Linked DNA regions of Mus musculus: regions 2, 3, 4, 5 and 6 are each linked to region 1. Evidence: chromatin loops called from intact Hi-C (ENCODE). Cell type or tissue: gastrocnemius. All regions are shown on one strand. Each heading gives the region's core, and the rest is flanking DNA. Links, peaks and the distances in the headings are about the cores only. Region 1 overlaps Gm40876 (a long non-coding RNA gene). Region 2 overlaps Gmds (GDP-mannose 4, 6-dehydratase). Region 3 has its middle 120 kb from the start of Mylk4. Region 4 has its middle 100 kb from the start of Mylk4. Region 5 has its middle 54 kb from the start of Gm40876. Region 6 has its middle 140 kb from the start of Gm40876.

Region 1 (5,409 bases), core at 712-4,711:
TTAAAACAATAATAATAATGAAGGAAGAAGGAAGCAAGGAATGAAAGGAGGGAAGGGGAGCAAGCGGGGAGAAAACCACATTTTCTAATTTACCATTTTCTACATATTACAGTTGGACGTGGAAGGCGACACAGTGAAGGCGGTTCTTTTCCCTGTAATATCACAGGTCCTTATAAGAGGATATCAACTATACACGGGACAGCTTCCCAAGTCAAAGAAGCTTAACAAGAGTGGGCCATCAACACTAACCTAAGTCCTACTCTACTCTGAAATCTACCCTAAGATTGTCCAGGGAGTCACAGGACCCACTAAGTTCACTGTGCACCTCTCCAGTGTGAAATGATATGGAGACTCCAGTCAGCTAAACACTTCTTGTTTTCTCTTTAGTAAATGAGTATGTGTTGGCGATTTTTTATTGCGTAATAAAACCAGCATGAAATGAACTTGCTCCAGTTTGTCCCCATTCTTTAAAACCACCGTGCCTTCCTTCTCTTGGCCTGTTTTTTTTTTTTTTTTTTTAATCTGGCATCCTGCCTTGACCTCAGCTTGGTGTTCAGTGGAGCGATGGCCACAGCCTCAGGCAGGAAGCTTCCGCTGGGTCAGGGTGTCCTGCTGTCTGCCCATTTGGGGATCCGCATGGTATGGACAGACTCTGGGATCAGTTTGCACCCCAGGGGGAGTTGGCCTCTGTGGATATTGCTTTTATAGACTGCTTGTTTCTGGCTCTGCTTTTTTTTTTTTTATTATTACATTCCTTTGCAATTCTAGCAGCTGTTTTTGTCAAGAGTCTTAATAAAGTTTGAACTGTTAAGCGAACTTTATGGAAATTGGTCACAGAAGTGTATGTGGCACCTTTAGTGAAGCAGAGGCAGAATTGCCCCTGGCCTGCAGTGACAAACAAGCCGAAAAGTGTAGGTGAAAGACAGTCACTTGACGGTGGATTTTTAACCTGGATTTCTCAGAATCTGATGTCTCCCGAAGTATCGCTTTCTTTAACTCTATTTAGCACAGTTTTCAAAAGTGTTTGGTTACACAGCCTCACTTAAGGAGCGTCGTTGAGGGCTGTGAAAGGGTTACATTTGCTTGGCTTGGCTTCTGTCCGGTGCTGCTTCTCCTTGGAAGTCAATGCTTGGAAGAATCAGACTTAGAGACATAGCAGAATCATCGAGTCTAAGTTTCTAAAACCGACTAAGATGCTACCAGCTTCTTCCTTTTATGAAGCACACTAAAACATCACCCCTCTCATTCAGTGTACTCATCTGGCAGTGACCTTAGCTTGATCCAACAGTGTCCTCTGAGCCCAAGAATCTGAACTCCTTCCAAATACACCCGACTTATAATTCCCCCCTAACACTTCACACGCCACTGGGGTGGAAGAATCATTTGCCAACAGACCAAAACTAACTGCTCGTCTTTCTTGAATGTGACTTCACACACGTTCTTGAATAAAACAGACTTAAGAGAGCAATAAACTTCGACAGGTAGCCCACCCTCCCAAATCCTTCCTTACAATGAGGCATCAATGGGACACTTTGAGAACTCATTTTGCCACCAACACTAAGTAAAATGTCATCTAGCAGCACTACTCTAAGAGAAATAACCGACTCTAGAGTAAAAGGCAAGTACTTCGGGCTTAAGACATGCAAAACGCAATGGTGGGACCGAGAAGCTTATGAAACCTACACTTCACTAACACTTGGTGTTGACTCAGAGTCACGGTTGGAATACTAGGTGACCCCAGAGGCCAGCCTAAGTGTAGTAGTCACGCTGGGGAGGAGGCATTGCTCCCAGACTTCAGTGACTATAAAATAAACAGACATCTCTGCCCTGCCAGATGGACAGGGTAAAGGGCACAGCAAACGCTTAGATGCTGTGGGACCTGAGTCAGCACACATCCAGCTCCTGGATTGGCTGCTGAGATCTGCAGGGGATCTCTCTTTCCTTTTGTCCATCATGATCTGCTGCAATATAAGGGAGGAGAACAAACAAGATAAAGAGCCTTCCGTTCTTCGTGACGATGTCTTGCTAAAACTCACTGAAGACGATTTTCAATCCCTTTCTTAATCCCCACCTAGAATTGGAGTACACTTCATATCGTTTTTGCTTTTTAGAAAAACTAATGGTGCAAGCCCAACCCATCACTTCTGTTGATAACCTCACACCTGTGCTTGCAACAGTGGGGGAACCCACCTTTAACATGACAGACCTACTTAAAACTCCTGGCTCCGGCTTTCTCTTCACAGACCACGAAAGCATGCATTCCCTTTAGCAGACAGTGGAGGGCGATGTTGTACCGGTGTGCTCCCACACATAAACCTCTCAGGAAACTTCCTTTCCAAGGGAAAAGGGTTCTTTCCCACAGTAATATGAACATGATGTACGATAATGAAAACAATAACTACACCAACATATTTTCCCCAGAAGTTCTTTTTATTTGTTCAGAGTGTGAACGTAGGGCCCTATAACTATGAGATACTGAGATAAATGAATGGGTTTCTGAAAAGGGTAGAAAGTATTGAAAATACTTTCAAGATGGGCTTTTCCAGACTCTGTAACTTGATGATTTTGACTACTGTATATTAGGAGTCTCATTACAAACCATTGTTCAGTAGTTTAAAGATAATATAACAGCAGTAAAATAGAGAAACACCCAGATTGACATCTGGCCACCATCAGCCTGGCGTTGTAAAGGAGATTCGCTGACTGCATTTCTCCGGGCACAAACCTGGCAAGGAATGACAGAGAGATACACTTCTAAACGGAGAGCTCTGACAGCTGAATGTTATTTTCAAACTGCTACACTTAAGATCTTCGCTAGCCACTTCTTCATTTCCCTCCCTGAAGCCTAAACTCAGAAGACCCAATTTAATTCCTGCCTTTTCCGTTCCCACAGCGAACTTGCTCCTGCTCAACAGAGGTTTCTTTGTAGTTCCTCACTAGTCTGGTCGGATACCGCTCCACACCACACAGGTAACTTAATAAATCAATTTAAGAAGCACAGGCAAGTTTATGGCATGCTCAGAATATTCTAGAAGAACAAGCAGAGAAAGCTGGCTTTAATTCAAGCACACTTTCATAATTCCTAGGAGGGTTGCCAGACAGAGCACAGGACGAGTGCTTCAATTTGGTTTTCAGATAAATAAGATTATTTTTAGTGTAAGTATATCCCCGTGCAATCTGGGAGCCACGCTTAACACTTTAGAAGTATCTGGTGTTTATCTGGAACTCAAATTTAGTTGTGCCTCCTCTGAAAGGAGGGGGACTCTCAGATAGCGGGGGTACACACATCGAGCAGGACTATTCTATCCAGTCGCCATGGAGCTTTGGGTTCAGTCTCTGTGTGCAAAGATGAAAAGAGAAGTCTATGAATTTACATGCTTTGAAAAAGTCCTTGGTGCTCAGGTTTGGGGATAGATAGGAGACAGGTCTTTCCCCTCCACCCCCACCCCCTTCGTTATCCAGAGCGTATACAGCTGCCAAGAGCCCAGTGGAGACAATTTGGCTGATTTAATATTTGTGAGGGTTTGAATGTAAAACGTGCCCCCATTGGCTAGGTTTCGAATGTTTGTTCCCCTGCTGGCAGTACTATTTAGGGAGGCTGTGGAATATTTAGGAGGTGGGTTCTAGCCAACAAAAGTAGGCAGCTCAGAGTAGGTTTTGACTCTTTCTACCTGGCCTCTAGTGTCTGCTTCATTGTCTACTTCCTGGTTCACTACAGTGATGATCAGCTTCTGCCGCAGCTCTCATGGCCAGGAGCCGAGCTGCTCCACATACCTTCCCTGTCCCCGCCTTAAATTGACTGAAACCCATGAGCCAAAATAAACCGTTCATCCCTTCCATTACTGCTCTCAGGTGTGGTGGTCATCTCAATGCTGAAGTAACTAACCATTCTGTTTAATGCGCAGCTCGACTGGGGAACCACATCTACTGGAAGTACGGCTGGCAGCTAACACGTGGGTTTCAGCCCAAGTCACAGAATGAGAATAAAAAGCAGGTCTACCCTTCCTCCACACGCAGGGGGCAGAGCAAATAGCCCACCTCAGTTAACATCTACTGTAGTATCTGCTGTTCGTGAGCTTCATTTCTGTGGTGACAGGGACAGAGAGCCAGCCTATTCCCAGCAGTCACGTGAATGAAGCATTTAAGCATGTTCCCTGAGGCTTTGAGGTGACAACAAACAAAAGCCAACCTGACAAGCATGGTATCCCAGCTTATGTTTCTTCATGGCGTGAAAGCAGAGAGAAGGGAGCCCTTATATACTCTTGGTGAGCTTGTACCTGGAGTAACCATTATGGGAAACTATTCACCCTAAAGGTTCCTAAGAACTAAAGGGCAGAGTAACCCTGTGGTCCATCAGTACTCTTTGAAGTATGCATCCAAGGGCGCTGTAGTCAGTATGTCTGCTGTCTTCGCCCCAGCAGCATGGTCTGAAGTAGCCAAGTGATGGAACTGAAACCAGGTGTCTGTTGACATGTGGATAGATGAAGAAAATGTGATAGATATAAATATTATATTATGTGATATATATAATTGGATCACTATCCATTACCCTTAGACATTTCTGTCACTTAACCTGGGGACATTATGTTAACTGAAATAAACCAGATACAAAAAGAGATCAATTGTTTGATATGAACTGTATGTGAGAGCCAAAACAGTCAAACTAGTGGCAGAGAGCATAGTGGTGACTGCCAGGGATGAAAGAGGCAAGAAGCGGGAAGGAGGGCAATTTTCAGCCGGGCAAAAGGAACAGATTGGTGAGGTCTGTGGTCAGACATGATGGTTATAGTTACGATAACATGCTACATACTTCCAAATTACTGCGTATGTGAGTAGAGTAGGCTAATTGTCTTGTCTTTACTTAATCACATACCTTACTCTGTACAATATATGTATGTGTGCCTAATTATATTTTGTCTATTTAAAATAAGAATTTTAAGTGAATAAAATTTAAAAACACTTGAAACCATTAGAAAAATAATTTTTCTAGTTTTTTAATTAAGAAAACAGACAAAATAATTAGGCTTTCCTTATTATTTTTTCTTGTTTCTTTGCAGTTTTGGGAATTGCACTCAGAAAATTATATGCATCAAAAAGAGAAAGAAAAGAAGAGAAAAGAAAAGAAGAGAAAAGAAAAGAAAAATCTTTACCATTGCATTATAATGATATCAGCCCTCTTTTTGAAAAATAAAAATGATTCTCAACCTAATAGAACCAGAGTCACCCAGGGCCTCTGTGTTATGAAAGCTGTTGTCATTGTTGTTGAAATTGTTGTCATTGCCCTTACACAGATGTCATGTAAATCAAGGAGCACAAAACCCATGAAACACAAGGAACTAGTACCACAAACCTTCACGGGTCAATTAACTATAAATTAAGCCGAATCAGATGTGTCTGCACTCATAACAA
Region 2 (5,409 bases), core at 874-4,873, 180 kb after region 1:
GCCTCAAGGGCAAGTCTTCTGTTGTTTACAGTCACCATGCAGTAAGCAGAGTGGGATGCCTGATGCTTGTGTAATGAGTGAGTGAGTGAGTGAGTGAGTGAATGAATGAATGGGATGCAAGGTCCAAAAGGCCTGAGGCAGGGCCTGAATGGAAGCTGTGGAGGAGGAAGGCAGGGGTTTTTGAAGTCATCTTGGAGTTAAGGCACAGAGTGACTCCATGGGAGCCTATGATTTTTGCATGGCCACAAGCTGGCCCTGTGATGACTCTTCAGCTTTCACGTTTTTTGGCTTGTCCTTAATTAAGGAGCTGCCTTTTAAAGTGGCAGCACCAGATTTCCCTTTGCTCTCATGACAGTGACTGCAGTTTGAAGTTTCTTTTCATTCTGCATGGCACTATAAGAAAGTAGTTTGTTTTGCTTATTTAGCATTTCCATAATGTGAAAAAGTTTCTATTTTTTCCTCTCATACTTTATAGTTCACCAATTGTGTTGCTGAAAAAAACATTTTAGATACAGTTTAATTTTATTTCATTTAATTTTTGAGAATTTTAAATGTGAATACTGTGTTTACATCATTCCCATCTTCTTTTCTCCTCCTTTCAATTCCAAATTCTGTATCCTTCCTATTCCTCAAGTTCACAGATCCGTAGTCTCTAATTGTTACGTATAAATACGTATATATTTAGAAGTTTGTAAATCAGTCTCCTGAGATCCTTTAGTGAATTGAACTCAGCACAGCTAAGCATGTGCTCTTCCACTGAGCTATGTCTCCTCACCCCCAGAAATCACAATCTTTATGGTGATTTCACAGCTTTTATTTCCTTGTCAAACATAAATTTGGGGGCATGCAGTTTTCAAAGAGTATGTAAATCCTTTGAGGTGGTCTTCTTTTCAATGCTCTCTGTTTGGACCCATGTGCCACCAAAGTTTGAGAGGATGGTAAATTGTCAACATGCAAATGTTCATATGCATTCTATTTAAATCCTGGAGGAAGGCCTTCAACTGCAACTTCCCCAAGCAGAAAATAACTAAAATTAGAGCCACATAAGATGTCAGTAGTTGAGGTATTGCTGTATAATTGAATCCATATGCTTTGAGAAGCCGAGCTTGGGCGGGCAGGCCTTTTCTTTATCACTCAGAAAATGTCACCTCTAGTTGGCTTTTTAATCAATTGAATTACAGAAAATGGCAACACAGGTTCTCAATGAAAACTAAGTAGGCACTATAACATTAACCTCCACATAGCTTCACTATACTTATTTAATAGAATTTGCTACATTATAATTCAAAAGGGATGGGTTAAATTATTCCCATTGTTGAAACATCAGTTAGATTTTAGGTGATTTTACTGGGAAAAGTGACAGGGAAGTTACAGTTTTTGAATGTCTATGTATTAGCGTTTACAGGAGAACTTAACTGTGGTTTAGTTCCCTTTTGGTTACCTAAATGAAGTCATGAACCTGGTAGCCCCCTTTAAAAACATAGAATAAATATTTCCTGGGACTTTAAAATTCTATAGTGGTTTTCTAGACTAATTTTCTTATTCTACAGCATGGATTATTGTGGGATGCTAACATGAAAGCACTTTTCCTTTCCAGTCTGTCATGTCTCTTGGGAGCTTTACAACTTTTCCCATTACAGTTTTGGTGGTGGTGGGTCTCACTAGAGAGGATAGAGTTGTTTATTTGAGAATATATATAATATATATTATTATATTAAATAATATATGTATATTTGAAAAACATACCAGACAGATAATTACTATTGAATTGACCTTGTTTAAAATTAAAATGCAAATTAAAGTACCCAACTGGGGAATCAGTTATTCAAATTATGAGCTTATGGGGGACATTTTATATTAAACCTTAATATGAGGACCCAGGAGAAAGCCACCTATGCCGTATCATGGCGTAATCATGTTGCTTTCTATCTCTCTTTGGAATGATAAAACCTCTCTCGAATATCCTTCAGTGACTTCCTTTCTTATTTCAGTAGTACATACGAGCAACCTGGCCTTTTCTAACACATCCATTTCAGTCACTCCTTGGCGGGAGCTGGGAGCTGGACTGGGGAAGAGTGGTTAGACACAGTGGGGATTTTTTGGACAGCCTCACAGTCACAAACCCTGGCTAAGAGTTTGTGTAGCAATAACTATATTTCTCAAGCATGTTCCCTGTGTCAGGCTGCATTCTAAGTTCCTTGTTAGAGTAAACTTCATTTAATCTTTTCCCTACTGTACTAGGGTAGGTGCAGAAACAGGCGAGTAGAAGTGACTTTGACTAGCTTTGAACCACAGACCTAGGATTCCAACCCTGAGCTTGTTTACATCCCCAAAATGCAGCCCATAGAAAATAGCAAGGATGCTAAATTAGTAGGTAGAAAACTCAGTTATGTGAAACTCCTGTTACTTTATAGTATACAAGAGTGATTGCCTTTCCACTGATTACATGACATACTTGGCTGTAATGCTATGTTTTCTTGTGTTACTGGGTTATTGGGCTTTTGTGTTTTGACTTCATGAGGATGGCTTATGCTGGTAGCGTGGACTGAAGCTCTGAGATCTGTGATCACTTGTTTTCTCTGAAGTCACTTGAAGTGCATTAAATACTGTGATAATTGTGTAAATAATGTGATGTTCAAGGTGGGGGTTTTCCCAGACTTTTTTGTTTGTTTGTTTGTTTTTTTGATTTTTTGAGACAGGGTTTCTCTGTGTAGCCCTGTCTGTCCTGGAACTCACTTTGTAGACCAGGCTGGCCTCGAACTCAGAAATCCGCCTGCCTCTGCCTCCCAAGTGCTGGGATTAAAGGCATGGGCCACCACGCCCGGCTTTTCCCAGACTTTTAGTTTACTGTGTTCTTAAAACAAACAAACAAACAAACAAACAAAAAAACCCACCTATCCTGTTTTTAGAAGTTTTAGTAAATGCATGCTTCATATTTCTAAATTGTTTTTTTCTTTCTTTTATAACAATTGTATTTATTCTTTCTTTCTCCTTAAGTGTGTGTGTGTGCGAACACATGCACATGTGCACATGTATGCAGTATGTATATGTTCTGTGATACCACACAACTTGTGCACAGGCCACAGGACAACCTTCAGGAGCCAGTTCTGCTTCTCTTCTGACTCCATTTGCCATGCCTAATGAAGTTTTTCATAAATTTAATCTTTTAATCATGTGATAATATTGTGTGTGTGAAGTATGTATTAGATACCAAATGCGAATCATGTCTTTTATTCTGTTCCTTAGTACCTGCAACCTTTCAGATTGCTTATGTGTTGACACCAGCAGTTGTGAAACAGATGACTAATGGACAGCTCTCTGCTGTGTAGGACTGCTCCCCCTAGAGGGGGAAGATGTGCAAGCCAGACAGACAGTCAAAAATAGGTGGAAACAAACCGTCATGTCTTGTTCGGTGGCTCTGAGTTTTGATTTCCTTTACTTGTAGCATCTTCTTTCATGTAGCCCCCTGGCTCACTGTGTGGCTACCAGTGTTCCTTTATGGTTACAAAAAGAAAAAAACAGAAGCCTTCCTGTCATATACGTGCTCTAGATGTCTGCTATCATTTAAAATGCAAAGTGAAAATTAAAACAAATATCAAGACTAGAAAATCATACAAGATATGAATATTGAGTTGTATTATTTTTTAAATATTTTCTATAATGAACTGGTAATCAGTTGGTGAAAGAGGAACACTATTAATCGTTTTGGAGATGAAAGTCTAAAATAGTGATCTCGGAGCAATAGCAGTGGCTTCTTCAGTAAGCTTAGGATAAAGGTGAGTAAGATTCCCACTCTTGCCTTGGCTGCTGGCTCAGGTAAGCACTGTTGCTAGCATCCAGCTGCTGGGTCATTAACAGCAGCAGACAGCCTCACCACAATACTTATACCTCCATCTCTCCCTAACTTAGGAAGGGGGATAGTGAGTTTTCTGATGCATGTTTTATAATTTTCTTACTGTAGTCTAGGTTTAAGGATTCAGTGAGACTTAACAACAGTGTGCAGGTTTTACTTAAAGAATTGTAAAGCATGGTCTATAATTAGAGCTTTTGTGTTTCCACATCTTGGAATACTGTTTTCTAGTATGTTTTTCATTTCCCTTTGGGCAGCAGAGCTGTATCAATTTTGTTCCCATAAATTCATGCCAGAATATTTTGATAAATATATAGAGAGCTCCTTCTAAGCATCCAAGGACTAAAAATCCAAGGACTGAAATTCACCATTATCACCTCTGTGTTGTCCTGTAAGGTCATAGGAAAGCTGTATAGACACCATGCATGGTACTCTATGGCTAGAATGGCTGTTAAGTGTGTGCATTGGGAATAGTAGCTTGTATTTAAAGCTTGGCCACTGATTTGGTAATTATTTTTGATTGAGTTATTTAAACTTTCTTTGTGTGTTTTGTCATCTCTGAGATCTGGGCTACTGATAGCTGTTAAGCTAACCCTGTTATTAATTTTTGATGCCCTGGAGACAGAACTGATTTCCTGAAAACGGAGTCCTTAATGATCTGGCGAAGGGAGTGTCTGTCTTTCTTGCCTCACCTCTAGTGCCCAAACATTTTGCATGCCTGGACTAGTCCTGCCTCATAACATAGACAAGCACATATGTATTCAACTTCCTGGTTATTCAGATCCTATTTAATTAATTACTTAAATATTATATTTATGCATAGGTATGTGTGTCTATGTGTCTGTGTGCTGGTTATGAGTGGATGAACATGTATGATACTAGAAAAGGGTGCTGGGCCCCCCAGAGCTAGAGTTATAGGCAGTTTGAGCTACCCAAACTAGGTGCCAGGTCATTTGGGAGAATAGCAAGCATTCCTAACCACTGATCTATCTTTCCAGCCCTTGAAATCCTATTTTTTAAAAAAAATAGTATCCATTTTTTATCTCCCTTGAGGAATTTATTGGTGTAATAACACCCCTGTAGTCCTTAGAAAATTGCCTTTATCTTGTAGTCTTTCCAGAAGAGCCTTCCAATGGGTAGGACTTCTCTTTAGAGGGGAAACAGGTCTGTATGTGGGACTTGGTTTTATTTTATACTATGATGATATATTAAAGGCTCTTGGGGATATATTTATTCCTCCAACAAATATTTATTGGGCATTTGCTAGATGTTAGAAATGGTTCCAGGAATAATGGTGGCAAATCAAGGGATAGTTTAAATGTAAAATAAAATTTGTAAGTTTTAGCTCAGTATTTTATTTTCCTTGTGGCATGGACAACCAGTGAGTTGTTTACTGTTCTGGTTAGCATTACTATTGCTGTGCTGAAACACCATGATCAAAAAAAGGGTTTATTTCCCTTGCAGTTCCATAAATAGTTCATCACCAAAAGCAGTGAGGGCAGGAACTCACCCAGGGCAGGAACCTGGAGGCAGGAGCTGATGCAGAGGCCATGGAGGGG
Region 3 (5,409 bases), core at 620-4,619, 170 kb before region 1:
GTGGCAGGGAGGTGTATGTAGAGCATACACAGATCATTAGGGCCAGACTTCTGCCTGCCCTACAGGCCTGAGAAATGTGTGAGGCTACTGGGTGAGGAGCTTTTTCCTGTCCTGTGCTTGCTCTTCCGCGCATGGGTGGCATACTCGACTTCAGGCTTTGCTACCGCAGACACCCCTGAAGCCACAATAGCTACTCCTCCAAGGACCAGAAGGAGAACTGTAGAGTCGAGTCTGTCTCTCTTCCCAGGCAGTGTGAACTTGGGCCAAGACCACCAGCACAGGTGGTAATTGTGACAATTTTCTTTGAGATCAGATTACTGGCTGACCCCCCCTCCCCTCCTGTCACACTCAATCCCCACCCTTCCTCAGATGAAAATGATTTGTGAGCCTTAAGTAAGTGTGCTCTAGAGGCAGAGCCCTTCCTAGGCACTTTCAAGTGCCATTTGGGCTTGACACCCTCACCCCTGACACACACACACACACACACACACACACACACACACACACACACACACACACAGACACCGACATCTTGCTGCAGGCGATGATTGCTCTGAGATACAGCTCAGGGCCAGTTATCTTTCTAATGGATGGTACAAAGAGAAAGGGAAGTGTGTCGATTACCAAAATTGTGATTTGGGTTAGGAGCATTAACTAAAGTTTGCTTTTGTTCTCTGAGGAGAAAGGCCGAGCTAATTGTAAAAACACAGCAGAATAGTCTGTCTAAAATGCTGTGAATGATTAAAAACCATTTCTAGGTTGTCTGTGCACTGAGCATCAACTTTTTACTTACTAGATGACGTTCTTTCTGCCCCTCCCCCCATCACGATCATGCCAATAAGGGGGCTTCTTCCTCTTGACTCTGGAGTAGCATTTTGTGGATGAAATTGTCCCCTGCTATGGAGTGAAGGCTTCAGAAATGGGCCCCATGATGGGCTCTGTGTGTTTCCCTATCTCTCCCCTTCAACAGAGAGCCCCCACACCAAGCCTACTGTAGGTGACCAGTGTCAGGATCTGCAGGAACAAATCCTACCACTTGAGATCTGCAAAGTCCTTGTAAAACTGTCATGTAAGAGACTGGCATGCCACACAGAGGACAAAGCATGCACTCCTGCTCCATTGCCCTTGGGAATGCAGGACCTTTGGAAATGAATCCTTGTTTCAGAGTCACTCTGTCATTTGTAGTACGTGTTAGAATCCCTCAAAATGCTATCCATACAACCTGTCACCAACAGTTGTTTGTATATGATGTAATACTGGGCTATAATTAGAGTCTTTGAAGTGTTCCTTTAGACATTTTATAATTCGTCTTGGGAAATCTTCCTCGGACTTAAGAATAGTGGCCTCTCTCTCTCTCTTTCTCTCTCTCTCTCCATCTCCCTCTCTGTCTCCCTCTCTCTCTTTCTCTCTCTCTTTCTCTCTCTCTCTCTCTCTCTCTCTCTCTCTCTCTCTCTCTCTCTCTCTGTGTGCATGTGCACATGTGTGAAGTGCTAAGGACTCAGCTCAGAGCTTTGCATGTTCTAAGCAAATGCTTTACTACCAACCTTCACACTCAGCCCTGTGGATTTGCTTTTTAAATAGTCATTGTTCTCAGACTATTGTCAGCTAAAGAAGGCTATGGGCTCTGCTACTCTTTATACCACAGAGAGCAATCTATTTGCTCTGAGATCTGATCAGATTTGGAGTAGTTGGAAAAAAATTACTATCTTTAGAACTGGGGCATTAATGGGACTATTAAGGGGGCTTTAAGTAACTGAAGCTTGTGGCCTTAAAATGGATACCGATACTTCTGTTCTCTTCCCTCTCTCTTTTCTACCCAGATGCGGAGAGGGAAGCAGGGTGCTTTGCTGCATTCTCTCACCATGGTATTTTGCTCTGCCATGGACCCCAAAGTTACAGAAAAATAAAACTCTAAGCAACCCCCCAAAAAGAACTTTTTTTCTCAAATTAATTAGTACAATAATGCAAAGCCAACTAACATAAGTGTCAGGTATTGGTACATCATTGTTAACTGAGCTCTGGAATTTACACCTTGGTTCCATTCTCCATGATGTAACACCATAGACTTTGATAAATGTGTATTGTCTTGTACTCATAAATTACCTAAAAGCATAGGTTTACTGGAAATCTGCTGTGTTCATAGCCTCATCCCTCCCTCCTCCCAACCCTTGGCATCCCTGACTTTTTTTTTTCTGCTTTTATACTTGTGTGTTTCCCAGAGGGTTTCACATTGGGGTCATACCATGTGGAGCATTTTTGGATTCGCACCTTTCACCTAGTACATGCTTTTGAGGTCTGGGGGGAGGGGTAGTATTTATACAGCAAATGCTGGGTATAATAAGAAAATTATTGTCTGTCACTTAGGTAACTGTATTATTTTCCTTTCTGCTGATGAGATAAAATACCCTGACCAAAGCAACTTAAGGAAGAAAGGATTTATTGTGGCTCACAGTTCCCCTGGGGGCACAGTCCATCATGATGGCAAAGATACAGCAGCAGAAATGTTAGGCAGGGAGGGTAGTCAGGAAGCTGGCTGATCAAGTTTCATCTGTACTCAGGAAGCAGAGAGGAGAGAGAGAGAGAGAGAGAGAGAGAGAGAGAGAGAGAGAGAGAGAGAGAGAGAGAACAGGAAGTGGGGACAGGCTATCTAACCTCAAAACCTGCCTCCAGTGATACGTTCTCTACCAGTTAGGAACCAAGTGTTCAAACATAGGAGCCTCTAGGGAGTGTTTTATATTCCAATAACAACAGTGACCAAATGGATCCCACACATGTACTTTCATTATTCAAGACAAACATCTCCATTTGTAACAAATGGCTAATTTTCTTCGTATTTCAGTAATCTTGGTTTTATGTGTGCCATGCACATGCTACATTTGTCTATAAGTGGTCAAGCCAGGAACTTTCCTAGAAATAGGAAACTTTAGTTTCATGAGTATTACCAGAGCACCCTCATAAGCTTTCAGCATTTGGTTATTTCTGCAACAGGTGGAGCACTTAACATCCGTTTCCTCCTCTTTGTGGCAGAAGAGAAGGAAGTTTGTAAGGGGGAAGAAATGGAAGTTTACAGTGTCACCTATCAGCAGGTGGCAGTATTGGGCTTGGGACCCAAGTTAGTCTTTGATCAGAGTCTATGGACTTAACAACCACTTAGCCTCTTACTGATGGTGTCTAAGAAATATTACTTTGCATGCCTTCAAATGGAGCCAAGGAATTCCCTAAGCATGGGTCAGTCTTCAGTTCACTGTGGGAGTCTAGCAAACTCCACCATACGACAGGCGTAGTCCCCCTACACCTTGATAGACCATTTTGCTCCCAGGTTCTGTTACTGGCACTTTTTTTTTTTTTTTTTTTTTTTTGCTGCATGAGATACACAGTGATATGAACAATCTGGAAAGAACAAAGCATGAGATGTCCTCAGACTCACCTTAGGATTTCAGTTGCAGTTTAAAATGCCTGAGGTGGCAGTGTCCTTGGTTACCTTTAAACTCCTCGACTGCTCACATGCTCCAGGATTGAACAGAGTACAATACTTTTTAAATGTCAAGGGTCCTCAAATTGAACCTTGTCCTTTGCAAGGGCTGCTTGTTTAACAGGTATTTCTGTGTACAACCGTTCTGCCCCAAGCTAAAGCCAGAGACCTTTACGCATTTGTTTTTTTTTTTGTTTTGTTTTGTTTTGTTTTATTTTGTTTTGTTTTGTTTGTTTTGTTTTAATCAGACATGCGTTGATCCCATCCTTGTATCAAATAAGGAAAGATGAACATTGGTAATCAAATAACAGTAATCAAAGGCTCCAAATGCTATAGTGGAAGTCACCATGGGTGCAACAAAGCAACACAGCAGGGATTTATAAATTCTGCCTCTAGGTCATGGAAGGATGTGCCCAGGAGATAATGCTTGGACTGATATTCAACAGGTATAGTAGGATGGATCAACGAAGAATGGTGGAGAATAGCCGGTCCTTCACATCTCTAGGTCTGCACCAATGTGAATGGAAAATATTCCCCAGCCAGACACTGCATCCATGTTGAACATGTACAGACCTTTCCTTACACAATGAGGTAGAAGTACTCACACAGTACTCGCAATGTGTTAGTTATTACAAGTCATCCAGAGATGATTGAAAAGATATAGGAATATACAGAGGATTATATGCAGACACTGTTGCAGTTTTTGTTTGGGATGAGCACATCTGGATATTTTGAATGCTGAAGCAATTCCCTGATTCCTTAAAAACACAAAGCGACAGCTGTACGTGTAATGTGTGTTGGGGGAGGGGACTGAAATCGTGGCACATTTTTGTGAGTATGATACTTTTGGCATGCTTGTGCCTATGATCTGACAGGAAAATGGGGATGCGGGCTTGGAGAGCAGTGGTTAGGGAGTGGGACAAGGATGGAGAGGGCCTAGCCATTAGATATGAACTTGAGAAAGCCCAGTACTGTATATGCAAACATTAACTTTCATTTGGAATGTTCTCTACATTTAAAAAAATACTCCTTCTCAATTCCCATTACTGTCCTGACACCATTGACAGTTCTTCAGTGATGTGGTGTTTACATCACCACATTTTATTGTTGTTGTTTTGACCATGTTCTCTAAAAAGTGTTATTTTTTCCCTTTTAGATGCAGGAAGTGAAGTTTAGAAGGAAAGGAACTTAGCTTTGAAAACAAAGCATTTCCTCTGCTGAATTCAGAGCCCAGGAAACTCTGACATGAGTCACTGGTCCCAGGCACATCCTGGCTCTGCCACTAACTACAGTGTGGCTCCAGTCAGTCACCTGAGCCTTCTGGGCCCCAGCCACTCTAGGCAGAAAATAGCAAGTCGGGGCAGATTACCACTTGTCTTCCTTCCAGATCTTTCACGGAAGGGCGGCTTTACCACACTTACTGACCTATACCCTAACTACTCTTGAGGACAGACTGCCGTTTTGTCTCTGGATAGGGTTTTGTTGTGGAACAGCCTTCCACCTAACTCAGCTGGAGTCTATTAGTGTAAAACCAACTCCCCAGTCCCAGGCATCTTAGCTACCGAAGGGAAACCACACTGGTGTGGTTAAATCCCAGTGGCTCCCAATGGCAAGTCTGCTTCATGAAAGTTAAGGGCATGCAGCACAAAGCTGATGTGTTCCAATTTTTCTTAAGTAAAAATGCTCTTTTTTTCTGTGTGTGTGCAGGTCAAAATAGCATCTCACTCAATACACACAGAGTTATAGAAGGGTATGCAATAATACTGTTATATCATTACAGGAAGTGTGTACAAGCAGCACAAATAACTCTAGATCTGCCCAGAGGGTTTTAAAGAGCAGCAGAGTGGTTGTCAGAGTTTATGAACTGGTGAGTTCTCTCTGTCTTTGTCTCTCTTTCTCTCTCATACATACACACCCCTCATACACACACACACACA
Region 4 (5,409 bases), core at 918-4,917, 190 kb before region 1:
GTGACTCTAGGAAGAGTGGATGTGGAACCTTTCAGTCAGAAACCGGAAGTAGGAGGCATATTAGGATGTGAAAGGCAAGTGGTTACTTCAGACCTACTTTGTTTTAAATATCCAAACAACCAGTAAGCATAGATGGCAAGCTCCCATGGGAAAGTCTGCCTACCTTCCACCCACAGCAAGTCTAGGGTTTTCGTCCTCTACTACGTACAATAAAAGTACTTTAGATGCAAGTAAAATCTGGTGATAAAATGCTGGTTTAGTCATTTGCTGGAGTGGCAGTCACCCACTCACACACAGACAGTGTCTGTGAGAGCCCATCACTGGCCGTAAACAGGCTATATTTAGATGACTTCCCATCCCAGACCTGGCCAGGGCTACAGTGGCTTCCCACTCAGTCATTTTTGTCCTTTGGGTCTTGTTCCCTCATAATCCAGGGTTTCTCACTTTTCCCAGGCTCCATGGAAACCACTGTGTGGTTAGACATCCATCGGCCTGGTGCCCCACCCAATCAGGACGGCTACCAGACCATGGGCAGCTCTAGCCACAAGGAGGGTGACTTTACAATGTTGGGGTTGTATGGTCCAGCTTGGCTGCTGCTCACCATCCAGATGCCACCCAGACACTAGGTCACAAGGACTCCGAGGTTCCCCAAAGTCTGAGTGGTCTGCTCCCAGCCTACTTCTAGGTGGCGAGGCCTAGGGTGCAGCAGTAGAGGGAAGCAGAAAGAATGGGTAGTTCTGGGGAAGGCTGTGTTTCACCGTGAGCTGGCTTTCAGGAGATCATGACTAACTGCGCCCACTACGACGCATTGCGTTCTGTTCCGAGGCACCGAGACGAGACACTGCCATTTTGTAAAGCTCCTAGGAAGAGTGTCACATCAGTCAGAAGCAGGCAGCCAAGCCACCTCAAGGTGGATGTGATCAAGAAACAGAAAATCCCAAGTTTGATCAAGGGCAGGAGAATACAGAGTTCTCTGCTTTGTCAAATTTTGATGTGAGAAACAGCCTGGCAGTTCTACTAAACAGATACAGAATTGGATGTAGGGTCTTGAACAGACATCTCTACTTATCCCCATCACAGTGTTATTTACACTAGATTAAGCAGGAGAGCGATCAGTGTCTACTGACAGGTAAATGGACGGGCATCAGTGGGGTATGATTCAGTCTCAAGTAGGAAAGAAATTGTGGTGCTTGCTATCTCGAAGAAGTTGATGACTTAGTGCTACACAAAATACACCAGTCATGAGGGGGCAAGTGCTGTCACCCCACTTCAGAGTGGTCAGATCCACAAGGACAGAATGCAGAACGCTAGATGAACACGTGAGGTTTCCAGGAGCTAGATAGCAGCAGTGGTTGCACATCAGTAGGAATGTTTATCTGACATGGTTCCAGCTGCATATGTAGCGGAGGATGGCCTTGTCATGCATGTATCAATGGGAAGAAAGGTCCTTGGTCCTATGAAGGCTTGATTGATGTCCCAGTATAGGGGAATCGAGGGCAGGGGAGGCGGGAGTGGGTGGGTGGGTGGAGGAGCATCCTCAGAGAAGCAGGGAGAGGGAGGATGGGATAGGGGGTTTCCAGGAGTAGGGGGAACTGGGAAAGGGGATAACATTTGAAATGTAAATAAAGAAAATATCCAATAAAAAAGAAAAAAAAAGAATGCTCATCTGGATGGTGACTGGCTCTAAAACTGGGTGGGCAATTTTATATTAGGTACATTTTGCTACCATTACAAAAACAAGATGCCCGTTAAAGCAGTGGACACTCGTTTCCATGGTAGAGGAGCCACACTCGCCCCCCTCCATTTCACTCTGGGCCATCACTTGCCAGGTCCACAGTGGGGAGAGGCTGAGATTGCAGAGCATAGTGTGGCATTCACACACATTCCTTGTTGTGTTCATTTAGAATTTCTTTCTTTTTCTGGGTTGCATTATTCGTTATTTCATTCCAAACCATCACTTGTCTGGGTCTGGAGAGATGACTCAGTGGTTGAGAGCACTTGCTGCTCTTGCAGAGGATGCTTGCTCAGTCCCCAGCATCCATGTGGTGGCTCCCAGCTGTTTGTAACTCCTGGTTTCCCTGAGTAACAGGCACACATGTGGTACGTAGTTATACGTGTAAACAAAATCCTTATGCCTATAAAACACAAATAATAAATCTTTAAAAATTAACCAAAAATGAAGCATCACTTGTTTTCAAGAGCAACTCTTTTACTGATCGGGCAAATATATCCCACGCAAGAAAATGCCCAACCACAATGAGGCCTTGCTGGCTTTTTGGGTTTTGTTTTGAGATAGACCTCATGTTGTCCAGACTGGCCTTGAACTCTCTGTGTAGCTCTGGGTCCTCAGATTTCCATGTCCAGATTGCTGGTGGGGCAAGCCTTCGCCAATGGCCTTAGCTCTGGTGCTTTGTCACTGATATACAGTATTTTTTTTCTAATTTGCAGAAGTTGGTTCTCACAAAGCTGTTCCTTTGGAAGAAACTACAAGCACTTAAAAAATAAAATAAAACAAAACACTGCCCTTCTTTTCCATGAAAAGCTGGTAGAATGAGAATCAGTAATCTGTTCGTTTATGGAGACAGAGAGTTAAGTATCTAGGATTATACTGCCTGGAGTGAAAAAATAACAAAAGGAATATGCTGCTCTGGACTCCAGTCCTCCACCCAACTCCCAAGCACACAGCAGGTTTTTTCCCACCCTAAACTGGAGGAGTTTACACCGAGCCATTGGAACTTTAAAGGGCCAGCCTGGGAAAAGAGGCTTCATCACACTTACACATTTGCTCACCACTGACGGTTCTCACAGGGGAGAGTAGTGAAGCCCGGTTTCTGGTTCCTGGAGAGCCTAAATTATGAGTTTATAGATGGAGTACACAATGTGAAAACTAGACATAAAAACGTAATAAAATAAAGGAAAGGAAACACATTCTAAAACAATTGAATATTTACATGAGTTTTTTCTTCTTTGAGTCTTTGTAACCTCAGGGCCTCATGGGGAATTCCTTACATTGTTCAATTATGGTTTCTTTGGGATTAGTGGGAAACGTTAGTGAGAGCCCCCCCCCCCCCCCCACGTCCAGCCTGCAACCTATGGCTGTCTTACTCAAGTAGACCACCAGAGGGCAATGTTGTCATTCACTAGCACGCTGCGCCCCACCCCATGGGACTCACAAGCTCTTTCCAGCCTCTAGTGCTTATAATACTTCGTGTTATTATTTTTTTATTTTAAAAGCGCTATTCCTCAGCAGATTCCTCTTCCCCTCCCTGTTCCCAGTTGCTTCAGAGAACCTCGCAGAAGTAAGCACAAGTAAGAGGTACAAACCACTCAAAGGATAGGGTGGTGGACTGACGGGTGTGCTCAAAGGGGTATAGGGAAAAAACATGGAGGCACAAGACCTGACCAGAGCATGGAGTCTTCCTCACCAAGCAGGAAAAATAATTGTGTTCAGTGGGGTGCCTGCACGAACGTATTTTCATAAGAGGAAAGATCAACTTTGAACGTTAACAACCTATGCACTCCCTGGTAGCCAAGGCATTCTGGGCCAGAATCAGCCCTGGCATTCGGTCCAGCCCTGTTTCTGGCTTCAAACTATTGTGTTCTTAAAATTTAAAAACAAGACCAGCGTATTGAAATTTTTCTCTCTACTACAAAATTGTAAGAGGTGGTGGGGAAGGTGACCAGGAATAGTTGACAGCACAATAAAACACTAATGGGTTCCTGCGGTGTTATGTCAGAAAAGACAACTGAGACCCCAGAGAACTAAGATTAGCCAGAGGGTGTAGAACGGGTGTCTGTGTATCCCTCTCCTTCACTGGGGTCTGGGTATGGATGACACCCCGCTGAGGCTCCCCATTCCTTATCTGAAGACAGGAAAGCTGTCCAAGGAGACCTGTCACCAGCTAGCTTGTCAACTTTCTAACAATTGGATTCCGAAGAATGGAAGGTAGGGGCGTGTCAGAGAGAAAAAAAAAAAAAGAACAAAGGACTTTGCCGTGGGCAGAGAGCTCGGCCTTGTGTATGGCTGAGCTGGCGTTTCCGTGGTGGGCCCAGGTTTCGGTTGTGTAACCACCAGCCAACCGTCATCCCTCAACAATGAAGGCCTGGTGAGGGCTAGCTAGCCTATTTTTGTCTCACGAATTTGTGGACTCCATTCAAAAGGTCTGTGGTGCCAAGTCAAAGTGAAGACAGGTTTGACTCACAGCCACCTGGCTCTGGCCTTGGTGGGTGGCATTGGCAGGGAAAGATGGCCCGGAGTGGCATGCGGGGGTATGCACTTGTGACTCAGGTTGGTGCACATTCTAAAACCTGGATGTGTGGCAAGAACATTCTCTGTCCGTTCCCATAGCCTCCCTGACGCCCTCGCAACCCATGTCAGAGCATTGGAAAGTAGGGACAAACTTTCCTGGGGTTTGTCTACCCTGACAGGAGCAAGTGTGTGGAAAGTGAGTCTCTCTGATGACTTGGGGTGTTTAAAAGCAATTTGTTTAAAGCCTTCACCACTTTCTGAGTCTGCTTCTAGATGTCTGGAATATAAATCATTGAGTTTACATTTCAGATAATCAGAGGAGATAAGTACTATTGCACCCATTCTGTAGATGTGGAAACTGAGGTCCTCAATAGTTCTCTGACTCATGCAGGTCACAGCTGATGGGAATAGTTTTGGAATCTGAAGTCAGACTTCAGATTTAGAACCTTGTGTTCCTCCCCTCTTATTTTCATGTTTTCTTCCTATTTAAAAAAAAATACTTCATAGATTTGATAAAATAAAGCAACAACTCAAATGCCATCCTCTGGGGCTATTCAGGGATGAAGAATGACTGTGCTGGTAATCCCAGTGGTTGGGAGACTGGGGTAGAAGATTGGGAGTTCAAAGACAGCTCTGGCCTCAAGATAGATAGATAGATAGATAGATAGATAGATAGATAGATAGATAGATAGATAGATAGATAGATAGATAGATAGAGTGGGTGGGTAGATGGATGGATGGATGGATGGATGGATGGATGGATGGATGGATGGATAGGTAGGTGGGAAGACAGGCAGACAGATGGGAAGAAAGACAGAAAGACACAAATATAAGAAGAAGGAAAAAAAGACTAGGCAAAGTTTCATCAGTTACAATAACAAACAGCGCCACACTCCCAGCCAATCTGAAGTGTCCCTTCTCCTTTCTGAAACGCCAGTAAACAACCCCACAGGCATCTGAGGGCAGAGCTGAGTGATTTTACAATACTTGGCACCTAGAGCCTCAGTGAGCATGGCTTTGTTTTTACTGTTGAGCAAAATCTGTTGTGTTCCGATTGATTTCCTTTTCTGAGTCAGAGCAGAGACTCGCACTATGACTTGGCTGTGGAATATTCATGAGGTCCTAGTGGAAGAGGCTGTGATTTGATTTTAATGCACGTT
Region 5 (5,409 bases), core at 505-4,504, 82 kb after region 1:
GCAAGCTATCCAAACTGCCAAGAGACAAAAGCAACCAACAGTCTTACCCAGCTCCAACACAACACAGCTAAACCACAGCGAGGATTAGTATGGCACAATAACCCTAAAGGTCTAAGTGTGATGGTTTGTATATGCTCAGTCCCAGGAGTGGCACTATTAGAAGGTGTGGCCCTATTGGAGTGGGTGTGGTCTTGTTGAAGTAGGTGTGTCACTGTGAGTGTGGGCTTAAGACTCTCACCCTAGCTACCTGGAAGTCAGTATTCTGCTAGCAACCTTCAGATGAAGATGTAGAATTCTTAGCTCCTCCTGTGCCATGCCTGCCTGGACGCTGTCATGTTTCTGCCTTGATGATAATGGACTGAACCTCTGAACCTATATGCTAGCCCCAATTAAATGTTGCCCTTATAAGAGTTGCCTTGGTCATGGTTTCTGTTCACAGCAGCAAAACCCTAAGACAGCAAGAAAGACAATCATATCTTAGTGGTAACCCATGGCTCTCTAGTCACACTCGACACTCAACAGGAGGGGAATCACACTTGGTGCTGGGAATCTAGCCAACTACCTCAGGCTGGTAAGGTCATACATCTTGGAGCTGAATCTACTATGACCTTGACTAAGCCAGCATAATTCCTAACATGCCATAACTCTAAATACTTATCCTTATACACACCGATAAGTGTAGCTCTTAGTGCTCATCAGAGAAACCTCTCTTTGCAGCAGAAAATCACAACCAGTCAAACGGGGATCATGCAGTGCCCAACCTCAACTGATAATGCACAGCAGAGCACAAGTCCTGCACCTGAGGATCAGAAAACCTCAAGGAAGAGGGAGATGGAAGGAAGGTTGTACAAGCCAGAGGACCAGAAAAATATGCTTTGAGACTGTGCCTTCTTAAAATGACATGAAAGCTTCACCCATGGTACTTCAACAAAATGGCTGACTGAACAAGATCCGAAGAAGTACACCAGTGGACATGCTAACATAGTCATGGGAAATCTTATGGGCAGCCACAGAGTGCTGAGAGTGGGGGAGAAAGTCCTCCCTAACGATGAATTTCCTAATTGGCTGTTGAATACTGTGGTGGTTTGAATACGTTTGGTCCCTAAAGACTCATGTGTTTGAATGCTTGGCCCATAGGGAAGGGAGTGGCACTATTAGGAGACATGGCCTTGTTGAAGTATGTGCGGCTTTGTTTGAGGAAGGATGTCACTGTGGGGTAGGCTTGAGGTCTCCTATGCTCAAGCTATGCCCAGTGTAGAACACAATCTCCTTTTGCTGCCTGTAGATTAAGACATAGAACTCTCCTCTGGCACCATGTCTGCCTGCATGATGCTATGTGTCCCACCGGATGGTAATGGACTAAACCTCTGAAACTGTAAGCAGCACCAATTAAATGTTTTCTTTTATAAGAGCTGCTGTGGTCATGGTGTCTCTTCACAGCAATGAAACCCTAACTAAGATAAACACCAAGTGCTGAGCCCTGAAATCATATACATGCAAGTAACACTAAGTGGAAAAACATATTGTATTTATATATAAGTGTGTGTGTGTGTGTGTGTGTGTGTGTGTGTGTGTGTGTGTGTGTGTGTGTTAATGAACAGCCAGACAGTGGTGAATGCCTACAGTCCCAGCTCCACTGGATGATCACTTCATCCCAAGGACACAAATCCAACCTGGCCAGCCAAACTGAACCCTGTTTCTTTAAACGAGACGGGGAGGAAGTTAGGGAGTAGAAGAAGGAAATGGAAGAAAAATTATAGCAGCAGCAGCACCACAAAGATTCATAACCAGTAAATTTATACCTAAGCACACCAGAATCATTTTGTGGGTGTGTGCTGTAAACACGCATTCACAACTGTGAAAACAACAATCTAAAATAGGCTATAACTCCACGAACACTACTGGCAAAGAAAATAAGAGAGTTTAAATGTCAGAATGTCAGCTAATGCCATCTTGCCAAGTTAACTCAGTTCCGTCACATTTCTGTGACATTGACAAAGTAGCCTTCCTCGATCGAGCCAGCAGGTGGCAGTATTGACTGCGTACCAGAACACCCTACATCTGGCTGGAACATACTGTTTCAAAAGAGTAATTCCCAAGAAATACAAATGAGTTCATCTTATCTGTGTTTTGAAACTTTCAAAGATATTGTTCCATCATATCAGAGACTACTGTGAACTCCCTTTGTAAAGCCTGATGATCCGTCTATTTCTCTTGGCTCTGGGCATGGCATTGAATTGATGGGACATGTTTGGTTTCCAAGCGCTAGTTAAAAGGATAGACACTTTATCTGTTCCACAGTTAGCAAAGCACCACTGTTTACCTTGCGCAGGACAGGGCCTCTGAACTGCATGGGAACTTTCTAAAAGCGAGACACTGAACAACATGTGGATGTGAAGCACACTCCCATTTGGACCTCGACTGGTTGAAACAGACCCTGTGGCTCCGGAATCCTGTATGCGACATACCCATTACCGTGATTCAAATCAGATCTCCCCCCCACCCCACCCCCCCGCCCCCACCCCATCCCCAGACTTCTCTATCAGCTGTATTTTCATTTGATGGGTCTTTATCTGTACTTTACTTTGCTTTGTTTTCTTTGCTAACTAATTGGAACAGTTTCAGACATCACGACTTTGAATCTCACCCACAGGATAACCCACTGCCCATCATAACCGTCAAAGACACATGTAAATGTAAATCCTACTTTATCACAGGGATAAGCTTACTCGTTCTTTTTCTCCGCCAGAGTTTCACTTTGCTTCACCAGAGTTTCACTTTGCTTCACCAATCCCCTCAAAAGGCCTTGCTCAGTTATTCACCTCCTCTTGAACAGTTAGTTAACAAACTTTTCTTAATGGGTTAGATAGTAAACATTTTAGGCTTTGGGGACCCAGGAGGCAGAGTAGATCCTTCCACTCATGGATGGGCAAACCATTGTGAGCTTGTGAACAATATAACACCCAGAGGCAGTCTCCAGGGGAAAGGTTTGCAACTGACTTATAGAAAATAACTTGTTATGAGGAGCCCAGATAGACAGCTCCTCATTTTCTTCAACTGAAGGGTACCCCTCCCCCCGCAGTTTTATTGCACTGCAAACTGTATCAAACAGTCATCTTGGTTTTGCGCTTAGTGAGTTACATGAAATTATTACACAGGCCTTGAGCTAGGTAAATTTGTCTAACTGTGGCCACACTTCAAGTGAGGAAAGATGAGCTTTATGCCTGGTAAATTGAGAATATTCTATATGCCTTGTATTTTACAGTACATATTAGGATCTAATCCCATCATGAATTGAACAACATCTTATTGTTTCCATCAAAATCCATAAAGACTGAGAAAGACAAGGCTACACACACACACACACACACAAATGCATGCACGAACCCCACATACATACACATACGCACATCATATACATGCACAAGCATACATGTACGCACACACACACACACACACACACACACACACTCCCTTGTTACATGTTGACTTTCAATAGATTGCAGCAGAGGAGCAACCCTGCAACAAATCACTCCCAACTCCCAACAGTGAGGCCCTATATTGCAACAGACTAAAACTCTTCCCACTTAAGACATTTCCTGTTTCAAGCTGCAGAGCACGTCCAGCAAGGGAACTCAGTGGCCAAGCGTACTTCTTGCCCCCAGGCCTGGAGATCTAAATCTGACCTTCAGAATCTCCGTGGTAGAAGGAGAGAACTGACCCCTGGAAATTGTCCTCTGACCTCCACATGAGCACACAGACACAGGCGTGAAGAAGAATTTAAAAATACTTGACAGGAAAGAGAGCTACATAACAGAATTTGATACTGATTTTGATACCTACATTATTTATATATATAAGCATACATGTTCTGTATGTATGTGTGCTGGGGATTGAATTCAGGGCCTCATTCATGCTAAACACATGATCCATCACGGGTGTATGGGGGTCAATCAAGCTCCCGTATTTTCATTAAGGAACACAACGGCAGAGTTCTTTTGTAAAAACTGTTCACGGTGATGTGTGTCTACAATCCCAGCACCAGGACTGGCAAGTCCCTGGCTTTCATTAGCCAGCCAGTCTAGGGGAGTCAGTGAACTCTGGGTTCTCTGAGAGACCTGGTCTCAGAAAGCTGGGTGGAAAATGACTGAGGAAGACACCCATGTTGACCTCTGACCTCCACATATGCACACACATGCACACATACACAAACAAATAAGCAGGCACCAGGGGAAATGTCGTATGATCTGACCTATGTGTGCAACTTCTGAAGGAGTTGACTCCACAGAAGTTGGTCGGAATGGAAAGAAAGGGAAAGGGCAGAAGGACGTGGAGAGATGGAAGCTGTAGTTAAAGAAATGAAGTAAACTCTGGGTGCTATGAGAGGTAGAAGAAAGGAATTTCAATACTTTTTTACCTAAAGAAATGATCAACTTTTGAAGAGATGGAGATGTTTATCTGATTGAATATTATGTAATATATACATATATCAAAACATGATATTCTGTAAGTACATACATTTTATGTGAGAACTTAAAAATAAATTTTAATCTAAATCTTAGTAAATTTAAAACAAAAATTTTTAAAAAATTAAAAATGTTAACTGCTTCAAAAGAAAGAGAATTCCTAGACTTTAAATCAGACTGGTCCATGTTAGACCTGGTGGTGCCTCATAATGGGCAGGAGACAGGAGTGACTGGAAAAGTGAGAGCTAGAAACACACCTAGAAAGAATGCCCAGTAGACACCTTCACTAAATGCCTCACAACATTTTTGTTTATTTTTGTTTTCCAAGATGCAGTTTCTCTGTGGACCCTTGGCTGTCCTGGAACTCACTCTGTAAACCAGGCTGGCCTCGAACTCAGAGATCTGCCTGTGCCTGTTCCTCCCAAGAAGCTGGGACTAAAAGCCATCACTGCCTGGCTGTCTCACAATATCTTTTAAAACTTAGTGTTAATAACCCAAGCCTTTGTGTTTGTGCAGACACCTTTTCCCTTTTGTGTTGCGAGCACAGTGGGCTCCCAGAAGAAGAGGCCTCACAATCTTGCAGAACTGGGTTGTATGAATTGTGTGAAGCCCAGATATAGGAGCACTGTGGCCACTATGCTGCTGTCCTTTGCCCCTGGTAACTGGAGAGAGTGAGGAACCTATGCTAAACCAGACCATAGTGTACATTGAGGTCTCACAGGTCCCTCCTTCCTGCCAGCAGCAGCAGAGAGTGATCAGCAAAGAACACTCTCAAAGGCTTGCTGTTAAACAATGAAGATGGACAGAGGATGTGTCTTGGGACATGAGGGTAGTGAGTTTGAGGCCAGCCTAGGTTTCACAGAAAGTTCAAGGCCATCTGGGTCTATATAGTGATTTCAATCTCCAAAACTCACAGGGTAGAAGAAGAGACCCCCACATGTGT
Region 6 (5,409 bases), core at 959-4,958, 120 kb before region 1:
AATTACCAGGGCAGCTAAAAAATAAGACTCGGCTTTTTCAAACAAGGGAGGTGAGAATTTCAACATGAAGCCTGGAAAATGCAAGCTTTGGGCTGATCACTGAAATGGGGTCTTATAAACAAAGGATCATAATGTCTAGAAGTTTGTCTCAAAATCATATTTGGAGAGGGAAGAGGGAAATATATAGGGTGTTTTCTCAGAAGCAGGGTTTATTTGGGGACCTAAGCACATGGGCATCACCAAAATAGATCTTTCTTCCTCCTGTGTGTCACACTAGTGACTCAGGAGAGCCCTAAGCAGCCCTGTAAGTCACCAACCATCTCCACTGTGTAAAAACAAAGTCTAGTAAGCCCCAAGGAATGTGGAGGGCTTGGCTTCTTTATCTACTCGAAGTATAAGCCACGCACTTGGGTACTCAAGGCATAAATCATGCACAGATTACATGCCCCGAGTACTTGCAACTGTTTTTCTCACGTTGCCCAAGCTCTGACCTTGATCTCAACATGAAAAGCAACCGTGCAGTTCCTGCTGACTTCAGGGCCAGTGAGTGTTGGGCTGAAGACCTGGTAGGGGCATAGGTGCCAACCCCTTGCAGCCAGAAAACCCTGGCTAGCCCAGCCCCTGAGATTTACTTCCCAAGAGAGAGAAGCGCAGACTGGAGTGGGGCTTTGCTCTCTCTGTCTTTCCTCAGATCAAGGCGGTGCATCACATTGCTTACCCTGATGTGCCAGAAGTGCAGATGTTGCACCACCTGGAATGAGAAGAGAAAGCCTGCATTGTCCCCTCTGCAGACAAGGCTTCCAGAGGACTGTGCCTAATGTCAGGTCTCACCAACATTGAAACAGAACTAAACTAGGCTTCTGCCTCAGATTCATATTGAATCCCTTGCAGGGTTTAAGTCAGCCCCGGAAAGAGAGCTGTCACAGTTGCCACTACCTCCAAAGGACCACGGAGAGGGGTGGTAAGCCTGAGGAGCATACAAGAGGAGGCCCTGTGTTCTGGGAAACAGAAGATGTAGGTGCTTAGTAAGGACTTTCTGGCTCTCTATGGCACCTGGCTCTTGTTTTAGCAAGTATTCTTTCCCAGTGCTCTGTTAGAGCATCCGGTGCATTGTTTCCCTTCTCCTGAGAGCTCTGATGATATGAACTCACATGAGAAGAGCAGACTTATAGAAAGTGCTTATCTATACAGATGGTGGAGCTGGTGAGGAACTTTCTCTTGCCCACACTGTGTCCCTCAGGTGTCGTCATAGCAGACAGCTACCTGATCGGCAACCATGTTTGCTGCCCTAATTATTATTATTATTATTATTATTATTGTTGTTGTTGTTGTTGTTGTTGTTATTTTGTGATGCAGTTAGTGTGACTTTGTCATACCGGAATAACAGCCGTGTGTTAGGAAGTGGATACACATGCAGAGATGCACATATGTACACACACTGCATATACCTGCATATACGCATACACTTCAGGTGCTTACCCATATGGACAAGTTGAAACTATCACTGTATCAGTGAGGAAGGAGAGGAGGTAGATTCTGAAACAATGGCTCCCACAACTCATATTAGGTTTGTTTGCTTGTTTGTTTGTTTCTTTCCGCTGTGGCAAAACACCATGACCAAGGAAACTTACAAATGCTTCACCTGGGCTTACAGTTCTAGAAAGTTAGAGTCCATGACGGCTGGGACACAAACAGCAGACACAGTGGCTGGGACAGCAAACCGAGAGAGCTCGTGTCATGGGCTGCAAGCAGGAAAGAGCAAACTGAGACTAGCAAGAGGCTTTTAAACCTCAAAGCCCACCTCCAGCGAAGGTGGCCCTTCAGCAAGGCCTACACGGACTGAAATAGCACCACCAGCACAACCCAGTATCCAGACACCTGAGCCTATTAGGGAGCAACATTCTCACTCCATTCTCCACCTTCTCACAGACATCCAGTACTTCAAGTGATATCAGGGGAAAGGCAGAGAGTGTTGGGAACAGAACGCAGGCTCTGACATGTCACATGCCTGGACAATGGTGATCTGAAATCAGATGAGAGTAGACAAGGCAGCTGTTCGAGAAAGAGGGACAGGACTGGGTTCTGGCAAGGAGGGAATATGCATGGACCCATGGCAGTAGGTAGCTCTAAAACCTGGCTTCAAAAGACCTCTGATGGTTTGTTGGTGAGAGCAGCAGAGAGACAAACAGTGTTGCCAGTGGTCTAGGGTGTACCCCAAGGACATCCACATCCTAGGCAAACTACAAAGAGTTTCTAGTCCAGATGTTCAAAACCCATTGTTAGATTAGAATACATTTGGCTTCTTTCTCTAAAATCTCAACGTGGTGTGCACATATGCCTTGGTGTGCATAAAGAGTTAAAATGTGAGGTGGGGAGCAAATGGGAAGCAAGAAAGGACCCACAATTGTTGACCATGGCTATTCCAACACAACAGTAGAATAAAACCTTAGAATAAGGGATCCATTCAAATAATCAAATTAGAGCTCTTGTTATGGTGCTGAGCCCTGGGTAAAGTCCCCACTACACCTGATCCCACTGAGCCACCTGTAAAGACCTATTGTACATCCTGGGGTCCTGTGAATGATATGTCTGTCAGGTATGCATATTGAACCCAGCCGTAGGATAGAGAAAAGATGATAAATCTCAGAACTGACCAGGAAACCCTGATCCCAGTGAGCAAAAGCCTATTTGAACAATTATGTGTTGATAGCATTTGTTTGCTCTCGGTCTCTGTTTCTCTGTCTCTGTCTCTGTCTCTGTCTCTCTCTTTCGTGTATGTGTGTGTTTGTGTGTGTGTGTGTGTGTGTGTGTGTGTGTGTGTTTTATTGAAAAAGACATTTAGTTGGCTATAATTATGTGCACAAATTGAAATAAGCTTCTGGGTAACTGAATTAGGACACAGTGGCAGTGTTGGTAACCACCCTACTCCAGCTGCAGAGGGCGACAGTGATCCTGTGGCAGGCAGCAAGGTCAGCTATTACTCCTGCAGCTTACCTTTGTATTTTGAAAGAAACAGAAAGGATGAGTGGGAGGGAGATTCCTTTAAAGAAGGCCAGACCAAGATTTATCTATAAAGCTACGAACAATGGAAACATGAGTCCTAATGTTGGTAGAAACTGCCATGAGACTTCTGAAGTAGCCAGTTTTGGAAGTCCCTAGAAAGACTTAGAAAAGATTCTAGAGGCTCTTACTACACAAAGAGGAAAATTAAAAGACAATGAACTATGAAAGATAATAAAGTTTTTAATTGCTTTCCTCCACTAATTATTATCCCTATCTATTGGTCTATCTATCTATCTATCTATCTATCTATCAATCATCTAATTACCTAAATCACAGCATGTATGATACACTGTACACATAAGTAATACAATTTTTTTTTAATCAAAGAGAGCAGCTTCTGCCCTAGCTGTCAGTGGAGCAGGCCGGGTGTGGGCCACAGGGAATTAGAGAGAAGTGTGCTTCAGGCTGGACACCAAGTAGCCAGTCTGTTTTCAAATTATTTGAAACGATTATATCAGTTGTTGCTTGGAGAGATGATATCTGTTAGTCAGAGATAATTTTGTGTCTACTTCCTTTGTGTGTGATGTGTGCAAGATTGAATGGCCCAGCTCACTGCGGAGAGGCTGGGTTTGAGGTAGGGCCAGCAGCCCGGAGGCACAGCGCAAGAAGCCTTTACACAGCCCTTTACAGCTGAGAGATCGTTCACACTGCATGGTTTTGCTCCCAACTATTTTAGAGATTTTGATAGGCGAAATTGCAGTAGTAATTTAGCAAAATGTCTCATATGATCTACCTGTATATGAAATATGTTTGCCTGTTTGATACATATGAAATTAGGCTTCAGAAAAATTGGAGCTTTTATTGGCAGTTCACATATATTTTCTTAGCTACATTGGAAGCTTGGGCATCTAAGTTGGGGGCTATCTACTGTATACAATCCCTTTTTATTATGAAAGACGTGTTGATGAAAAAGATGTGCCCATTTTAATAGTAGGCCAGAATCTGAACATTTAAAATGCAATAAAGAAATAGTAGGGAGTCTATAATTTTAATTTTTAAAATATTTATTTATTATTGCATATGTTGGCAGTGTCTTTTTATAGTGGTCAAATGGTGAGTCTGTAGAGTCAATGGTCTCATTCCAACATTTTGCAGGTTTCAGGGATCAAACCTAGCTTGTCATGCTTGGCACAAGCATCTTGGTTGCTGAGCCATTTTGTTGGCACTGTAACTTTAATTTTTAAATCCAAATTTATTGTTGTCCATTGCAGAAAAACAAGTCTTATCTCTAATGCAATTGCCAATCAGCTTAATCCCTTTTATAAACAGGACATGTTTCCATGCATGTGTGGGATTGCACAAGTTCAGTTGTAAAACTGATTCATTTATTGCTGTGATATCTCTTTGGGGAGGGGTACAGGAGGAGATACAACCATACATTTTAAGATGCAACAGAAATCAAGGCGTATTCATTAGTTGCCTAGTTCACAGGGGACCTTGGGGGACACAAATCAAGTCTGTTAGTAACCAGTAAACTAACATCACAACTCTGGACAGCTTGCTCAACCCAAGCCTTGTGGTTTTCAGCAACAATTGGATCTATGTTATGTATGGTTAATGTGCTGCCTATCAAAAATAAAAAGGAGACCGGAAAAATGTTTTGTGAAATCCAAATTATTACCCACTTCTTCATAATTTCAAACTATTACAAAGGCATTTTTCTATGTGTTACTATATGTGCATATTTTTAAGAATAGATGACATATGTTTAATAAATGCATTCTTACCAAAATTGAGGTTAAGCCATCTCATTTAATAAAGGTAAGATGTACTTTTCTAACTTTTTCCAAAAAGAAGATTTTTGCCCTTGGTCCAGTGGAACTGCATTCATTTTTTAAAAGCAATTTTTAAATGTGATTCTTGTTTTACTGTCTCTAAGAACAAACTCCAGATACAAAAGTTCTCCATAAGGATCGAGCATCCTTTATGATCTTGAAGAGGTTTCATGCTTACAGGTTTATAGGATGAGAGAAAAAAATATACTTTTTATAAAAAATAAAAATATTACTTTTTTTCAAGGAATAATATGGTCCCTGTCCTTTTTATTTTTTGGTTTGGGGTATAAACACTGGCAATGTCCTTTCTTATTAAAATTTAAGATTACACCAAGAAAGACGTGCAGTGATTTCACAGGCCTGAAGCCAAGGCCTCCACGCTCCCTGAGTCTGTTGCTGCTTGACAGCCACCTCAAAGGTGGACTAGAGTGAGAGCTACCAGCACTTTCCAGTCCACCCGAAGCTACAGGTGCTGTGCAAGGCTCTGCTCTAGCACAACTCTTGATTGATGAGGTTGAGATCTAAAACTCAGAATAGTTTTACTGAGCATGGTCTCTGTGTCAAACAGCAT

Evidence for each region. A loop is a pair of places that touch in the nucleus more often than their neighbours do. Peaks named below come from ENCODE experiments on the same cell type or tissue, not always from the same donor. Only the 100,000 strongest peaks of a DNase experiment are listed, where the experiment ranks them.
Region 2: a loop joins it to region 1, with 9 times the contacts of the local background. A loop is called at or near these places in 12 of 42 quality-filtered maps.
Region 3: it touches region 1 in a loop (4-fold over the local background); 8 of 42 quality-filtered maps call a loop at or near these places.
Region 4: a loop joins it to region 1, with 2.9 times the contacts of the local background. A loop is called at or near these places in 8 of 42 quality-filtered maps.
Region 5: a loop joins it to region 1, with 6 times the contacts of the local background. A loop is called at or near these places in 9 of 42 quality-filtered maps.
Region 6: it touches region 1 in a loop (1.9-fold over the local background); 5 of 42 quality-filtered maps call a loop at or near these places.

The regions. Positions count from the first base shown.
Region 1 is chr13:32,490,377-32,495,785 of GRCm38, reverse strand. It overlaps Gm40876 (a long non-coding RNA gene), which reads right to left. Exons shown (of 4, transcript XR_873209.2): 4 at 2,505-2,725. Among named protein-coding and RNA genes, the nearest start is that of Gm40876, 28 kb to the right of the region's middle. In gastrocnemius, for the core only: a CTCF peak has its summit at 2,280; a DNase peak (open chromatin) is centred at 2,270; H3K4me3 peaks cover 1,322 bases; H3K27ac peaks cover 1,279 bases.
Region 2 is chr13:32,310,783-32,316,191 of GRCm38, reverse strand. The region is part of intron 1 of Gmds (GDP-mannose 4, 6-dehydratase); the gene reads left to right. Among named protein-coding and RNA genes, the nearest start is that of Gmds, 25 kb to the left of the region's middle. In gastrocnemius, for the core only: a CTCF peak has its summit at 3,342; a DNase peak (open chromatin) is centred at 3,339; H3K4me3 peaks cover 232 bases.
Region 3 is chr13:32,659,920-32,665,328 of GRCm38, reverse strand. No RefSeq gene overlaps it. Among named protein-coding and RNA genes, the nearest start is that of Mylk4, 120 kb to the left of the region's middle. In gastrocnemius, for the core only: a CTCF peak has its summit at 3,085 (motif pointing right); a DNase peak (open chromatin) is centred at 3,099; H3K27ac peaks cover 413 bases.
Region 4 is chr13:32,679,062-32,684,470 of GRCm38, reverse strand. No RefSeq gene overlaps it. Among named protein-coding and RNA genes, the nearest start is that of Mylk4, 100 kb to the left of the region's middle. In gastrocnemius, for the core only: a CTCF peak has its summit at 3,135 (motif pointing right); DNase peaks (open chromatin) are centred at 3,136 and 4,183; H3K4me3 peaks cover 274 bases; H3K27ac peaks cover 334 bases.
Region 5 is chr13:32,408,403-32,413,811 of GRCm38, reverse strand. No RefSeq gene overlaps it. Among named protein-coding and RNA genes, the nearest start is that of Gm40876, 54 kb to the left of the region's middle. In gastrocnemius, for the core only: a CTCF peak has its summit at 2,022 (motif pointing right); a DNase peak (open chromatin) is centred at 2,017.
Region 6 is chr13:32,606,137-32,611,545 of GRCm38, reverse strand. No RefSeq gene overlaps it. Among named protein-coding and RNA genes, the nearest start is that of Gm40876, 140 kb to the right of the region's middle. In gastrocnemius, for the core only: a CTCF peak has its summit at 2,942; no DNase peak of the experiment used is centred there.